Linked DNA regions of Mus musculus: regions 1 and 2 are each linked to region 3. The links are chromatin contacts, found by POLR2A ChIA-PET in ENCODE. All regions are on one chromosome and are shown on one strand. Each heading gives the region's core, a stretch centred on a gene start or an enhancer-like site at or near the end of the contact. The rest is flanking DNA. Distances are from core to core; before and after follow the strand shown. Region 1 holds the start of Cdca3 (cell division cycle associated 3). Region 2 holds the start of Grcc10 (gene rich cluster, C10 gene). Region 3 holds the start of Lrrc23 (leucine rich repeat containing 23).

Region 1 (2,896 bases), core at 82-2,581, 50 kb before region 3:
CCTGAGCCCATCACTTGCCTGGACCACTGATCTTCATGGGTGTCCGTGCAATGCCAAGAGTAGGAGAGCGGGGATCTGGGTCTTGTGCCTGTTTGAGACCGTTCAGCTGTTCTGCTGGTAGGCTTGGCTGTGGAGAGCTCTCTACCTGTCAATACCACAGGTTAGAATAAGTCTGGGCCCTGGGCTGGAGAGATGGCTCAGCGGTTAAGAGCACTGGCTGTTCTTCCAGAGGTCCTGAGTTCAATTCCCAGCAACCACATGGTGGTTCACAACCATCTGTAATGGGATCTGATGCCCTCTTCTGGTGTGTCTGAAGACAGCAACAGGGTACTCATATACAAAATAAATAAATAAATCTTTAAAAAAAAAAAAAAGTCTGGGCCCTGACCTTTATCTCCTCCCCATATTTCTAGCCAGACCTGCGACTGCCCAGTGCAGGTTAAAGAATGCAGAAAGTTGCCAGGCACGGTAATGGCACATGCCTTTTATCTCAGTACTTGGGAGGCAGGAGGATCTCTATATGTTTGAGGCCAACCTGGTCTCCATTGTGACAGGGCTACATGGTGAGACCCCGTCTTTAAAAAAAAAAAAAAAAAAAAAAGGCAGAAAGTCAGCTAATGAAAAAAGAGATCATGTATTTGAAAGACAGCAAGGAGGGGTATACGGAAGGGTTTGGAGGGAGGGACAGGCAGATATGACAAGATTATATTAGAGCCTCAAAAATAAATAATAAAAGGGGGAGGGATGGAGAAAGTAGGGTTCCAGTGGCAGTGGGAATGAGGGCTCATGTAAACAAGCTAGGCAGAGGCCCGCATCCAGACAGCCTCCCTGCATTCCCCAGCCCAGCCCAGTATACCTGAATAGGAGTGCGCTGGATGCCAGCACTAGGTGAACGAGGGTCTGCTACTCGAGCCACTTGCTTGTTGCGTGGCAGAGGCCGTGCTGGAGTGCCTGAGACGCTCTGAGTCGAACCCATCTCCACTGGGGCTGGGGACGGGGCCCGGCTGTGCAGATGCAGAGGAAGGGACGTCCGTCAGAAGAGACTCAGAGCTTACTGCTTCCGTGTCGGACCTCTGACCCCATACCCACCCGATCTTCCCAGCTTCCAGCAGAGGAACCTCCGGGTCGCTAGCCCAGAGAACTCTGCAAGGATAACGAATGGAGATTTTTAACAGAGCAGTCAGGTCTGCGGGAGCCTTCGTATTTAACCACTAATTCATTCACATTACTTACCGGGCCCCAGCTCGACCTCTGCCCGAACACCAGCTAGAGAAATAACTCCCAAAGCCCGGAGTTTCAAACTTCCCTCCACGCCCCCTGCCCCGACCCTATTGGCTAAGCCGAAGCAGACTCTCATAGGCCAGTTGTGGAAAATGCGCCTTCCGGAGCAGAAAGCCATTGGTCTGAAGGATGTCTATCATGAGGACTGGCCAATGGGCTGAGGACTGGCTTGCCCTCCGGTGGTGGCTCCGTGAGCTGGGGACTTTTGTTTAGTATCAGCCTGACAGCGGTGGACTTGATGGGTGCCACTCGGCCTTTCTGTTTCATTAAACAAAATAGAATGAGTTATCAGACTGTATGCACAAAGCCAGCTGGAGACGGAGTTAATATGGTTTGTCTAAAGCGAAACAGCCATCCTTATTGGTTGACGGAGTTATCACGCATCTCTCAAAATCGCCTCATTGACTACTGCTTTTCAAATACCAAGACAAGTGCTTTCTGATTGGACGAGTCCTTGGCAAAGTTTCAGTAATCAATGCGTTTAAACAATTCACAGTTTCTGCTCTGCACGTAAGGCATTCTAGAGTCCTTGAATCACAGCTCCTGCAACTCCCAGCCCTCCTGGAACCGCCACATGAGCACTTGCCCTGGGAGAGCAGGATTGGTCCTTTCGGCCATCAGTTGTACCCGCGGCGCTTTTTATTGGTATTCGCTGAGTGGGGGCAGAGGGTGGAGCGCCAGGAGGCAGGCTGGGTCCAACTGCCGATCTCGCGCGTCTTGCCTTTAGCGCATGCGCACACTGAGTCGCGCTCATTGGATGCGAGAGACGGAGGGGGGCGGTACTAGGTACAGTGGGAGCTGCTGTGTGAGGAGGAGCTGCTGCCGGTGTCATGGCGGAGCTGAGTGAAGAGGCGCTGCTGTCAGTGTTACCGACGATCCGTGTCCCCAAGGCGGGAGACCGGGTCCATAAAGACGAGTGCGCTTTCTCTTTCGACACGCCGGTAAGCCCATTCCCCACGCCCGCGACGACCACGACTTCCTTCCATTGCCCTGGTCATTCGGCCAGGCCTGCAAACCTTGGGCTACCGCCTCCTTGCGATGCACCCTGGGACTTGTAGTTTTCTCCATACCTCTCTGCTTTTGCTTTTCATTCTCTGTAGCTGTAGTATGACTACCACTCCCGGAAGCTACAGCTCTCGCCTTGCCCACTCCTGGTCTCGTGAAGCATTATGGGCATTGTAGTTGGCCATGTCCCTAGTTCCTATTCTAAGTTCGAATTGTAACCCGTACGGCGAACTACATCCCCCAGGCGACTCCCAGAAAAACCCTTGAATGTGGCCTTGCACGTTGCGCAGGGCTCTCCGGGTTTTGTAGTTTCATGTGGGAGGAGTAGGGGCGACTCCCCGCTGTTCAGGGCAAGGGTTGAGATTGGGAAGGTATGTATCCTGCAGCTTCTAGTCTGGAAGAGGATGCCAATCTGTGAAGAAGTCCGATTTAGAGAAACACTGAGTTAAATAGCCTCCACTAGTGGTTAATTTGGACAGGGGATGAGGAGGTGGGCCATTGGTCAGGGAGGAGGAAAAATACCCAATGGAGAGTTCTAGTCGTTTTTTCCTTTGAAGTGAACTATAGCCGCGACCCCTCCCATTCCTCCGTCCTTCACAGGTTGCCGAGA
Region 2 (3,168 bases), core at 140-2,639, 39 kb after region 3:
GTAGGGGAAGTGGGAAGGGATGAATGGGGTTTTCTTATGGAAACTTAGGAGTTGGACAAGGCTCTTTTTTATTACTCATTTATTTTACAAGAGTCTTCATGCATACCAGAAGAGAATATCAAATCCCATTACAGATGGTTGTGAGCCACCAAGTGGTTGCTGGGAATTGAACTCAGGACACCTGGAAGAGCAGTCTGTGCTCTTAACCCCCTGAGCCATCTCTTTAACCTGACAAGGCTCTTCTTGATCTTGGATGCTCAGCTATACTTATGGGGTGCCCTGTCCTAGACCTTTAGATTGGGGAGTTCAGGCTCCTGAGGCCGTTCAGAGCAAGAATAGGCGCACAGCAAGCATAAGCAAATCTAAGACCTACTCAGCCCTTGGAAGTACATCACTGACATAATGTGCCACCAGAGTGCTCCAGAGACAGTTTCAGAGATCTGAATCCCTTCTCAGCATAGTTTATGATTTGAAACAGTTAAAGGTGTATAACATGGAGGCCAATAAGATTAGTATTTGTAAAAGATTTACTAATAGTTAGGTGTATGAGCTCATGTCTGCGCTTATGAATGCAAGGCCTCAAAAGAGACCAGAAGCTGTTGGGTCCCTGTAGCTTGGAGTTAGGGCAGTTAGGAATTGCCAAGCAGGGTGAGCCATCTTTGCAACCCCTCTATTTTTAATGAAGCAGGGCCATGGAGCCCAAGCTGGCCTTGAACTTCTCAGCTTTTGTGCTGGTATCACAGAAATGTGGCGCTATGCCCGGTCGGGCCTGATGTTCCAGAGTCTTTGCAGTGTGGGGAACTTGTAAGGATGAGACTACAAGACATCGGGCCACATCGCCTGCCACTACTTAAGTCCGATTCACTTCGGCTTTAGCTCCAAGCCTTTAATCTCGCGAAGCTCTTTTTTTTTTTTTAACAACATAGGAGCTGTGATTGGCTGTTTTCAGCCAATCAGCACTGACTCATTTGCATAGCCTTTACAAGCGGTCACAAACTCAAGAAACGAGCGGTTTTAATAGTCTTTTAGAATATTGTTTATCGAACCGAATAAGGAACTGTGCTTTGTGATTCACATATCAGTGGAGGGGTGTGGAAATGGCACCTTGATCTCACCCTCATCGAAAGTGGAGTTGATGTCCTTCCCTGGCTCGCTACAGACGCACTTCCGCAAGTGTTACAGCTCTTTTAGAATTTGTCTAGCAGGTTTTCTGACTTCGGTCGGAAAACCCCTCCCAATTTCACTGGTCTACAATGAAAGCAAAACAGTTCTCTTCCCCGCTCCCCGGTGTGTGAGAGGGGCTTTGATCCTTCTCTGGTTTCCTAGGAAACGCGTATGTGCTAGAGCCACGCTCTGAGACTTCCGCCTCGTGCGGTCCCGCTTCCTTTCTGCCTCCTCTGGCCTGCATCCGTGGGGGAGGTGGCTGGCTGCAGGGTTCTCCGGATCTCTTCTGTGTTCCCACTACTCAAGCACCGAGTGGCGTTCTATGGCGTCCGCCTCGGCTCAGCCCGCGGCCCTGAGCGCGGAGCAGGCCAAGGGTGAGGAAAGAGCCTAGTCTGGGTGTGGGCCGTCTTCTGGGGGGAGGGCGCGATACTATTCTTTGCCTCTCCAAGTGGGGCCCTTGCCCATTAGGGCGAAGGGTTGGGAGGACAAGCTTATCGGGTTGCTTGCAGGCCTCGGCCCACTAATTCCCTGCCTCTTCCCTCCTCTGGGCTCGCCCGCCGTCCTCCGCGGACCTCTCTGGGATGCTTCCGTCTCGCAGTGGTCCTGGCGGAGGTGATTCAAGCGTTCTCGGCCCCAGAGAATGCCGTGCGCATGGACGAGGCTAGAGACAATGCGTGCAACGATATGGGCAAGATGCTGCAATTTGTGCTGCCCGTAGCCACACAGATCCAACAAGAGGTTATTAAAGCCTATGGCTTCAGCTGCGACGGGGAAGGTGGGTCCCACAGGGCTTGGCAAAGGAATGGACTGGGGGTGGGACGCATGATGATGCCCCCCCCCCCCCCCGATCGATCTTTTTCTCGCCACAGGGCGGCAGTCACATCAAACATTGCCACTCACAGTTCAGGGACTAGACTTAAGCCCCGCCTGAAAAGTTATGGCTCTTGAAGCCAGGCATGGCCACAGTGGCCTTTCATCCCAGCATTTGAGAAGCAGAGGCAGGCAGGTCTCTGAGTTCAAGGCCAGCCTGGTATGTAGGGTGAGGAGTTCCAGGGTAGCCATGGCTATACAAAGAAAACCCTGTCTTGAAAAAACAAAAACCCACCAAACAAAAGTTCTGGCTCTAGAGTCCAAAGCCCTACATAGGCAAGTGTTTCTCCATGGCCCTCGAACTTCCCAGCTCTCCCCGAGTCAGGATCGCAGTAAGTTGCCCAGAATGGCCTTGAACCAGAGACCCACCTTTCTCAGCCTTTTGAGTAAGTGACAGGCTTGAGTCACTGGGCCCAGCTCTAACCTGAACTCTCTCGTGTACCTGAACTCTTTCTTGTCTGCCTTTTGGCTAATAGGTTTGGTGTGGCAGGTTGAGCCCTCTCTTCCCAAGGACAGTTGTTTATTAATTTTGTGTTTGTTTGTTTGTTTGTTTGTTTGTTAGCTAGCCAGGACTACCAGGGAGTCTCTTTCAAATCAGGCTGCTTGAGGCTAAGCTGCTGAACGTGGTTCACCCGAGACTGAAAACATAATGCTTTTTAATTTTTTGTTTGTTTGTTTGAGACAGGGTTTCTCTGTGTAGCCCTGGCTATCTTGGAACTCAATCTGTAGACCAGGCAGGCCTCGAACTCAAGAGACCCACCTACCTCTGCCTCCCGAGTGCTGGGATTAAGGGCAGGCCCAGCTGTTTTAGGGCTTTTTTATATTGCATCCAGTTGTGCCTAGTGAAAACCGGGGCGGGGTTGGTTGAAGCCATGCAGGACATGGGGGTGAATTGTCCTCTATTGCAGATGGCTGCCTGACGAAAGGAGATCTTCTGCTCTAGGGAGCCCCCTTGGCTGCCTCCACACACTGGTCCCCAGCAGTGTGGCTTGACTTGCTTCTGATTGCAGGTGTCCTTAAGTTTGCCCGCCTGGTCAAGTCTTATGAAGCCCAGGATCCCGAGATTGCCAGCCTGTCAGGCAAGCTGAAGGCCCTGTTCCTGCCACCCATGACACTGCCGCCCCATGGGCCTGC
Region 3 (3,274 bases), core at 175-2,674:
TTTATAGATGATATAGGCTGAAGAACACACAGCTTTGAGTAGCAGAGCTGTTTGGAACCCAGGATTTATGCTTTAAAGCTACCGCTGTTGCTAGAGCTCCCGTTCCTTGACACCAAGAGAACAGATTTGTCGATTACGTTCCCCAAACTCGACTGATCCAAAGGAACACTTTCTGACTTCCAGCCCACACATATTCCATCAGACCACTTTGCAATCTTTAAAAAGATTAGTTTACCCAAGTGTATGGTTGTGTGTGTATGTGTGTGTGGGTGGGGAGAGTATGTGCATGAAGGCCAGAGACATTGGATCCCCTGGAGATGGAGTCCTAGATGGTTGGGAGCCACCTTTTGTGGGTGCTGAAAACTCTGCAATTGCACGAGTGCTCTCAACCCCTGAGCCATCTAGCCTCCAATTTGCATTTTATATAAAGCAGGTAACAATTAGTCCCATGTGTTCCTGTATCAAGCATTCTCTTTTCCTTAGACTCCACAAGATAGTGTTAGTTGGGCATGGTTGCGCTCACCTGTAATCCCAGTGTTTAAGAGGCTGGGAAAGGAGTGACTTCGAGGCAGCCTGGCTTACATAGAAAGTCTGCTGCTTCAGAGGAAAACAGCAACAGCGAAGACACAGAGTAACTCAGCAGACTCCTCCCAGTTCTTAACGTTACGTTTATTCTACAGAATTCTAGAGGACTGCTAGTAATCAGCAGATCTACCAAGACTCCAAGCCAGACCTTTTATTTTTTAGATGTATTAATTTTATTATTTTATGTGTAGAGGTCAGAAGATGGCATCAGATCGCTAGAGCAGGAGTTACAGATGGTTTGTGAGTGCTGGGAATAGAGCTGGGTCTTTTAGAAGAACAGCCAGGGCCCTTAATCTCTGAGTTATCTTTCCTGCCAGAGGGGGTCGCAGGGGTCGCAAAGCTGGGTCTTAAAGGTTTGCACCACCAGGCCACCTTCGAAGTAAATGAGCGGAACCCGGCCAGCAACAAATCCCATAACTTAGTATTTCTTGCTTCTCTTCGTGCCTTTCCCCCCTCATCCATCTCCTTTTTGCTTCTTAGGTATAGTCTTAAAGCCCAATTCCTTTGCATCCGGACATCTAATTGCTTTAAGGACTTAATGGCCAGCCCCGCCTCCCTCCCGCTTCTCAGTGCTGCTGTTAATATTGGACCATTGTTTTATGTCCGCCGACAATTAACTCCTTGACACTCTTTTCTCGCCTTCTCCTGGTTCCTGGGATTAGAAATTTGGCCTCGTAACCTGGCAACTACTGAGCTACCCGCTGAGGGTGGAAAGAGGGGCGTTAGGGTTTTTGCTTTGCGGTTGAGGTACTCTAAACTCTCAACGGAAGCTGGCTGCAAAGCTAAGCGTCCCGCCCCTGTTGCCATAACAACAATAAATAACTCCGGCTACCCCGTTGCGTCTTCCAAAAAAACAGTCTTGGCGTCTCAGCACAAAGATCCTCTCCTTAACTACTTCTAGAGGAGCAGAGTCAGGGTCTGCGCCCACTTCTGAAGGCGAACTGGGTTGGAGGGTTGAAGACTTCGTGTCAGGGAAATGGTGGTGTTAAGCAAAGAGGCCGCATTAGAAGAGGGGTTGGGGTGGAAGGGAACCCAACCCGGAGGTGAGGTGTGGGTAAAGAAGGGGAGGAGGAGTAGGTAGGGGAGATTTTAGGAGGACATGTAGAACTGTATCAAAGGGAATTGAGGAAGGAGGACGCTGGGCTGCTGGGACACTGTTGGAGGCAAGTGACAGCAGGAACAGTCCGGGAGTGTGGGAAAGTGTCCTGAAGGGAGCAGGGGTGGAGTGGGAGGAGGCTCCGAGCAGAGACTGGGAGTCCAAAGACGGTCTCCAGCATGAGGAAAGATGCACAAGTGGGAGTTCAGAGGAGACAGACTGTATAGGGCACCTGTAGCTGGAGGTGAGGGACTGGAGGGTTGGGGGGGTGGGAGCTAAGACCTTCTTTCTCAGGACCAGGACTGAGTCTCATCTGACTCCAGAGCGCAGGGCAGAGAAAGATGTCGGATGAAGATGATGTGGATGACGTTGATGCAGAACAGGATGAAGTGGAAAGTGACAAGGAGATAGAGGAATGGGAAGACTACAGGAAAGAGACAGAAGAAGCCTCTGAGGAAGTGAGAGCCTGCTTCAGGAGGGCTCCCGGGGCTCGGGACTAGAGGGGAGCTGGAGAGGGATGCCTGTATTCCCCACCTCTTACAGTGGCTGCCCACCCCCATCACGGAGGCCATGATGAAGGAAGGGCTCTCATTACTCTGCAAGATTGGCAGTGGACTGGCTCACGCTTATATTAAGCTGGAGGCTAAGGACAGGTGAGGACTGCGAGACGGGAGCATCTCGTGCCTTCCCTCTCTCATTCCTGAGTGTTTGGGCTAGAGCTCATGGGAAGACATGGTGGGCTTCGCTTTTCAGAACGTCCGTCCGGGACTCTTAGGTGACTGGGAGGGTAGCTTAGCAGTGGAGAACTTGCCTAGTATGCACAAGGCTCCAGGTTCATTCCCAGCACCAAAAACAACACACTGAAGCTTCTGTGGAGGAGTCTCTGTTTGGCTCCGAGATGTAGCTTAGTAGTATGAAAGGTCGTCTGCCATGTGCAAGGCACTAGTTTTGATCTCTGCACTGAAAAACAAGAAGAAAACCCCACTTGCCTCCTCTTCCCCTCCGTCTCTGTCATCCCAGTACAAGGCTTCTCTGCATTGCTCTCTGTCCTAGCACCTGTGCCGTTTCTCTCTGGGTTCTTATCCTTTCCGGTGGATCTCTCCCCCCCCCCTCCCACCTCCTAGGGACCTCACAGACATCTCCTTACTGCGCTCCTATATCCATCTTCGCTATGTGGATATTTCTGAGAACCATATTACAGACATATCGCCGCTCAACAGTCTCACTCACCTCCTATGGCTCAAGGCCGATGGCAATCAGCTTCGGAGTGCTAGGATGAATGAACTTCCCTACCTGCAGATCGCCAGCTTTTCCTACAACCAGATCATAGACACTGAAGGCATCTTTCACCCCCGTCTGGGAAGCCTGGATCTCAAAGGTGGGTCCTTAGGAAGAGATACACAGACCTTCCCTTCCTAGTGAGGAGCTGACAGAAGCAGGCAGTATATGTTTGGAGGCTGAGCCACGCAGTCATCTGGATACAGGCATTCATTTGTTAAGACACACGCTGGACTGGCGATACAACTCAGCAGCAAAGACTTGTCTATATACTTATACAGGGCCTAGTCCTGCCCCCCCCCCCAAAAAAAGAGT

The links. ChIA-PET counts read pairs that join two places held with the same protein, here RNA polymerase II (POLR2A).
Region 1: POLR2A ChIA-PET joins it to region 3 with 17 read pairs in embryonic stem cell. The contact joins the promoter of Cdca3 here to the promoter of Lrrc23 in region 3. POLR2A ChIA-PET finds 5 or more read pairs at or near these places in 3 of 5 experiments (Patski and embryonic stem cell).
Region 2: POLR2A ChIA-PET joins it to region 3 with 37 read pairs in embryonic stem cell. The contact joins the promoter of Grcc10 here to the promoter of Lrrc23 in region 3. POLR2A ChIA-PET finds 5 or more read pairs at or near these places in 5 of 5 experiments (Patski and embryonic stem cell).

What each region holds. Positions count from the first base shown.
Region 1 is chr6:124,828,611-124,831,506 of GRCm38, reverse strand. Cdca3 (cell division cycle associated 3) reads right to left here and starts at 1,331. Exons shown (of 6, transcript NM_013538.5): 1 at 1,234-1,331; 2 at 857-1,004; 3 at 19-145. The coding sequence starts at 976. Usp5 (ubiquitin specific peptidase 5 (isopeptidase T)) reads left to right here and starts at 2,023. Exons shown (of 20, transcript NM_001326594.1): 1 at 2,023-2,222. The coding sequence starts at 2,112.
Region 2 is chr6:124,739,290-124,742,457 of GRCm38, reverse strand. Grcc10 (gene rich cluster, C10 gene) reads left to right here and starts at 1,389. Exons shown (of 3, transcript NM_013535.2): 1 at 1,389-1,538; 2 at 1,763-1,939; 3 at 3,045-3,168. The coding sequence starts at 1,487. It overlaps Rnu7 (U7 small nuclear RNA), which reads left to right and starts at 1,172; the gene lies at 1,172-1,233.
Region 3 is chr6:124,777,877-124,781,150 of GRCm38, reverse strand. It overlaps Lrrc23 (leucine rich repeat containing 23), which reads left to right and starts at 1,424. Exons shown (of 8, transcript NM_001302555.1): 1 at 1,424-1,501; 2 at 2,005-2,139; 3 at 2,225-2,334; 4 at 2,806-3,059. The coding sequence starts at 2,023.